Regions from separate parts of the Homo sapiens genome. Here region 1 is linked to region 2. Evidence: read pairs that join two places in POLR2A ChIA-PET (ENCODE). Cell type or tissue: B cell. All regions are shown on one strand.

What was found. Peaks named below come from ENCODE experiments on the same cell type or tissue, not always from the same donor. Only the 100,000 strongest peaks of a DNase experiment are listed, where the experiment ranks them.
Region 1: POLR2A ChIA-PET joins it to region 2 with 5 read pairs; 6 of 35 experiments call an interaction of 5 or more read pairs at or near these places.

What each region holds. Positions count from the first base shown.
Region 1 is chr9:37,106,196-37,108,695 of GRCh38, forward strand. No RefSeq gene overlaps it. Among named protein-coding and RNA genes, the nearest start is that of ZCCHC7, 13 kb to the right of the region's middle. In B cell, no CTCF peak of the experiment used is centred here; a DNase peak (open chromatin) is centred at 1,527; H3K4me3 peaks cover 997 bases.
Region 2 is chr9:37,179,597-37,182,096 of GRCh38, forward strand. All of the region lies in intron 2 of ZCCHC7 (zinc finger CCHC-type containing 7), which reads left to right. The region is part of intron 1 of LOC105376033 (a long non-coding RNA gene); the gene reads left to right. Among named protein-coding and RNA genes, the nearest start is that of ZCCHC7, 60 kb to the left of the region's middle. In B cell, no CTCF peak of the experiment used is centred here; no DNase peak of the experiment used is centred here; H3K27ac peaks cover 798 bases.

The sequences.
Region 1 (2,500 bases), 73 kb before region 2:
GCCCTGCTAATTTTTGTAGTTTTAGTAGAGACGGGGTTTCACCATCTTGGCCAGGCTGGCCTTGAACTCCTGATCTCGTGATCCACCAGCCTTAGCCTCCCAAATTGCTGGGATTACAGGTGTGAGCCACTGCGCCCAGCCTCTAACCTTCTATTTTATAAGTAGGATTTTCTCTTCTAGTAGTGGAATGAGTCAGACAGGGAGAAGCAAGTCCTTGCAAATGATAAATATATATTGCTATGAGTTGAATTGTGTCCCTCCAAGGGAATGTTGAAATCCTTATGCTAGTATCTCAGAATATGACCTTATTTGGAAACAGGGTCATTGCAGATATCAGTTAAGATATGATGGATCCTTTTTTCTGTTTGTTTGAGACAGAGTCTCACTCTGTTGCCCAGGCCTGAATGCAGTGGCTCGATCTCGGCTGACTGCAACCTCTGTCTCCCGGGTTCAAGTGATTCTTCTGCCTCAGCCTCCCAAGTAGCCAGGACTACAGTCACATGCCACCAGACTCAGCTAATTTTTGTATTTTTAATAGAGACGGGGTTTTGCCATGTTGGCCGGGCTGGTCTCGAACTCCTGACCTCAGGTGATCCATGTGTCTCTGCCTCCCAAAGTGCTGAGATTACAGGCATAAGCCACCATGCCCAGCCTGATGGGTTCTCAATTCAATATGACTGATGGCCTCATGGGAGGAAGAATAAGACACACAGGAAGAAGATGTAGCCATGTGATGACAGAGGCAGAGGTTGGAGTGATGCATCTACAAACCAAGGATTGCCAAGAACCTACAGAAGCCAGGAAGAGGCAGGGAGGGTTCTTCCTTAAAGCCATCAGAGAGCATGGACCTGCCAACATCTTGATCTCGGACTTCTAGCCTCCAAAACTGTGAGAAAAGAAATTCTTGCTGTTTTAAGTCACCCCACTTTTTGGTAATTTGTTGTGGGCAGCCCTAGGAAATGAATACAGTACACAAATGTTGCCAGCATGTGAGTTTCCTTGGGCCAAAAGAGGTGGGTTCCATCAGGCCTTGGGGTAGAGGCAGTTATGAAACAAAAGTTGGGCTGGGCTCGAATATTTGGTAGCAATAAGCCCCAAAGTTCAAGCAGCCAGCATGTCCCAATCAGATTCTAATCTGGGATACTAACAATGGATGATGAGCAGAATCAGAAGCAAAGGTGGAGGAAATATTTGTCTTCCCATTTGAAGAAGTTGCAGTTCCAAATCTTTGATTCAGCAATTCTGATTGGGATACAGAATTTTACAGTTTATGCAAGTTGCATCTCTAAGGTACACGTAGCTGACATGAAAAGCAGCAAGTTCTCTTCCTTGTTCTCACCAAACTCCTCCTACCGCATACCCAGTCACAGACTTATATATGTTCAAAAGCCAGAAAAGACTGTAAGGTGGTTGTTAAAACCTCACTCACTTTGGAGTGTTGCTGGACCACTGCAGGCTGACTTCAGTCCAGAGAGATGTGCCCATTTACTCACTGTTAAGTCTTTGAATTAGAGTCTCTGCAGGAAACAGGTGTACATTCTGAATGAAGAATTGAGTAGTTTCATGAAGGGACAGTTTACAGAGGGGTGGGCAGAACTCAGGGAAGACAACAAGGTATGGCACCCTAGGGCTAGCCATTGCAGGGAGCATTCACCTTTTAGTTACACCTAAAAGGGCCAGGAAGGAAGGGAGTGGCTGTATGAAGAAGGTCACCTGACAGGAGCTGTGGTCTTTTGTAGAGGAACGCAATCAACTCATGGAGACGCAGCAGAGAGGGAGCCAGCACACCAACGGTGTGACTTCATTCCCCTCCTGTCCTCCTAAATTTAGCTCATGCTGCCTATTGTCCAACCCCAACCAAAGACCAAAAGATAAGGAAGCTTTTCAAACTTAATGGTGATAGACTGAAAGCTTTCCCCCTAAGATCAGAAACAATATAAGGATGCCTGCTTTCATCACTGCTACTCAACATGGTACTGGGAGTCCTAGCCAGAGCATCTTGGAAAGAAAAAGTAAAACACTGTCATCATTTGGAATCACAAGTCATCCAAATTGGAAAGGAAGAAATAAATATTTACAGTTGCAGAACACAGGACTCTACATATAGAAAATCCCAAGGAATACACAAAAAATCTATTAGATCTAGTAAATTGATTTAGCAAATTTCTAGGGTACAAGATCAACACACAAAAACCAGTTGTGTTTCTGTACATCACCAAGGAACAATCCTAAAAAAAAATTCCATTCATAATAGCATCCAGAAGAATCAAATACAATTCTTAGGAATTTTATTCTGATTGGGATATAGAATTTTATGGTTTATGCAAGTTTTGCATCTCTCAGGAATGCATTTGATCAGACCATTCATCAAGAAAGGTGAAGGACATGTACACTGAAAAGTATAAAACTGCTGAATAAAATTTAAAAAGACCTAACTTAACATGAAATTCCATGGTTATGTATCAGAAAACTTAATATTGTTAAGATGGCAGTACTCCCA
Region 2 (2,500 bases):
ATTTCGAGGTTTACCAGTCCAGCTCACCTGTCTCTTTGCATGGATAGTTGAAATTGATGGCTGTCGAGTATAAACATTTACCTGTTGATGTTGAGTTGATGGATTTCTTTTTTAAGGATAATACAGAATCCCATCATTGGGCATTCATTTATTTGCTGCTCATCAAGATGATTGACAGTTTTGCCAACAACATGGAAAAAGGATCTTCCTTCATGATGCATATGAGAAAAATTTTACCCCTCAATGATGAGTGCCCTACAGAAAAACATATTCTTGTAGATTCTTTTTCATAGTTGGTATTTATTTGAATTTTGAGTTTAGAGTCCATAAGTATAAATTTAAGTCAAGTGCATAGTAAATTAGGGTAGTACACCCCTGCTGGCATTTTTCATCAAGTGATTGTATGTATAGGCCATAAGGACAAGGAGAAAGATAGGAAAAACCAAAATGGTTATTTTTTTTCCCCTGCACTTAGCATAGTGTTAGGCATGTAGTAGACTACTCAATAAATATTTATTGAATTTGAATTAAAAATTAGGCACAGAGTATATTTGATATTCTATAAATGTAATAGACTAGATGTCATTGGTTTAAATATGTAGCTGAAAATTAGAGCAGAAAGAAATTACAGAATGCTAATTGGTCTGTTTATGTTTTTTAAGTGAAAACTTCCTTTTAGGAGCTTATTAAAAGTAGATTTTTAAACACAGAATTCTCCTGTAAACGTCCTCTAGGGGGAAAAAAGACATTGCATACTGTTAATTTTCCTAACTGGTAAGTAAAACTGGGTTAAAAAAATAGATTCAGAAAATTCTAATGTTAATAATACAGTGGTACAATTTGGTGGTTTTAAAAGTATATTTAGTATATAGTAAAACACTATTTGTTTTCTGAAAATTGCTGTAGTTTCACAATCTGAAAAAAACGTCTTGTCTTTTTGAATGCTGTATTTACTTTGGTGGAATATTTTGAACATGCCACTTATTTATAGAGGAATAATTTTGCATTCTTTTGGTAACATTTTTGTTGTCCTTTGTTATAAAGCAAACATAAATATTGGCTTGTCTGTTACTGAATTGATAAATTGCAAACTCTTATTTTAGTTGTAATGGGTTTTGGCCACATTGTGTATGATTTGAGTTGAAACTATTTCAGGCAGGTATTTGAGGAGATTTTCTTTATCAAAATGCTTCAAATCACAAATCAACAAAATTAATTTTTGTTCTCAAATATATAGGATACTTTATTCTAAGTGAGACTATATAAGATATTTAATCTCTAATTAGTAGATTTGGTCATTTCGGATGATATGATTGTTTTATTTATAAAACAAATATTTGGAGATTGTTTTCCAATACATCAGGTTATTCCTTGATATTTAGCAGAAGTTTTTGCCATAGTGCTTAATGAAAACAGCTCAAACTGTTAAAATACATTTTTGGTATAAGTATATTTGGTATGTTCTATGCTTTAATTATTAATTTGTAATTTTATTTTAACAAATTACTTTGTGTAGTTTTTTTTTAGAAGCAGATCAGCTCAGTGTAAGAAACTTAGAATATTGTTTTGTAGCTTTCTTTGTTATTTCGTTGTCCTTCCTTTTTATTTGTAGTTTGCAAGGGTAGATGAGATTTTTTTTTCAGTTTCACTTGTCCAGATGATATTTAATGTAGAATGAATAAACTCAGAAGAGCAGCCTTTACCTAAGGAAGAAGGTATGACTACTTCAAATTGTTTCATCACTTAGTTTGACTTCAGAGATTTTTGCTCTGTGATTTGCACTGACTTCAAAACTTTTTGCATGTATCTCAAAAGTGGGTGAGAACATTTATAGCAGCATTATTCATAATAACCAAACTTGGAAATAAACGCTATATCCATCAGTTGATAAATTGACATACAAAATGTGGTATATTCTTAAAATGGAATATTATTCAGTCATAAAAAGGAATGAAGTACAGATTCATGCTTTAACATACCTGAGCTTTGAAAACACGTTAGTGAAAGAAATGAGACACCAAAGGCCACAAAATATGTGATTCCATTTACGTGAAATGTCCAAATGGGCAAATCCATACAGACAGGAAGTAGATTAGTAGCTGACAGGAAGGAGCTGGGAGAATGTGGGAATGGAAAGGTACTGTAATGGATGTGGGATATATGGAAGATGTTCTGGATTATGGTTGCACAACTTTGTGAATGTACTAGAAAATACTTGCACATTTCAAAAAGGTGATTTTTCTTTATTTTTATAAATTTTTAAAAAAAATTTGAGATGGAGTCTTGCTGTGTCGCCCAGGCTGGTCTTAAACTTCTGGGCTCAAGCCATCCTCCCACTTCAGCTTCCCAAAGTGCTGGGATTCAGGCATGAGCTACTGTGCCCAGCCCAAACAGATGATTTTTATGGTGTGTGAATTATATCAATGTTTTTAAAAAGGGAGTTGAAATATATAAATTGTTGGTTTATAGAGATATTATTACTAGATGAGCTAGTCATTGC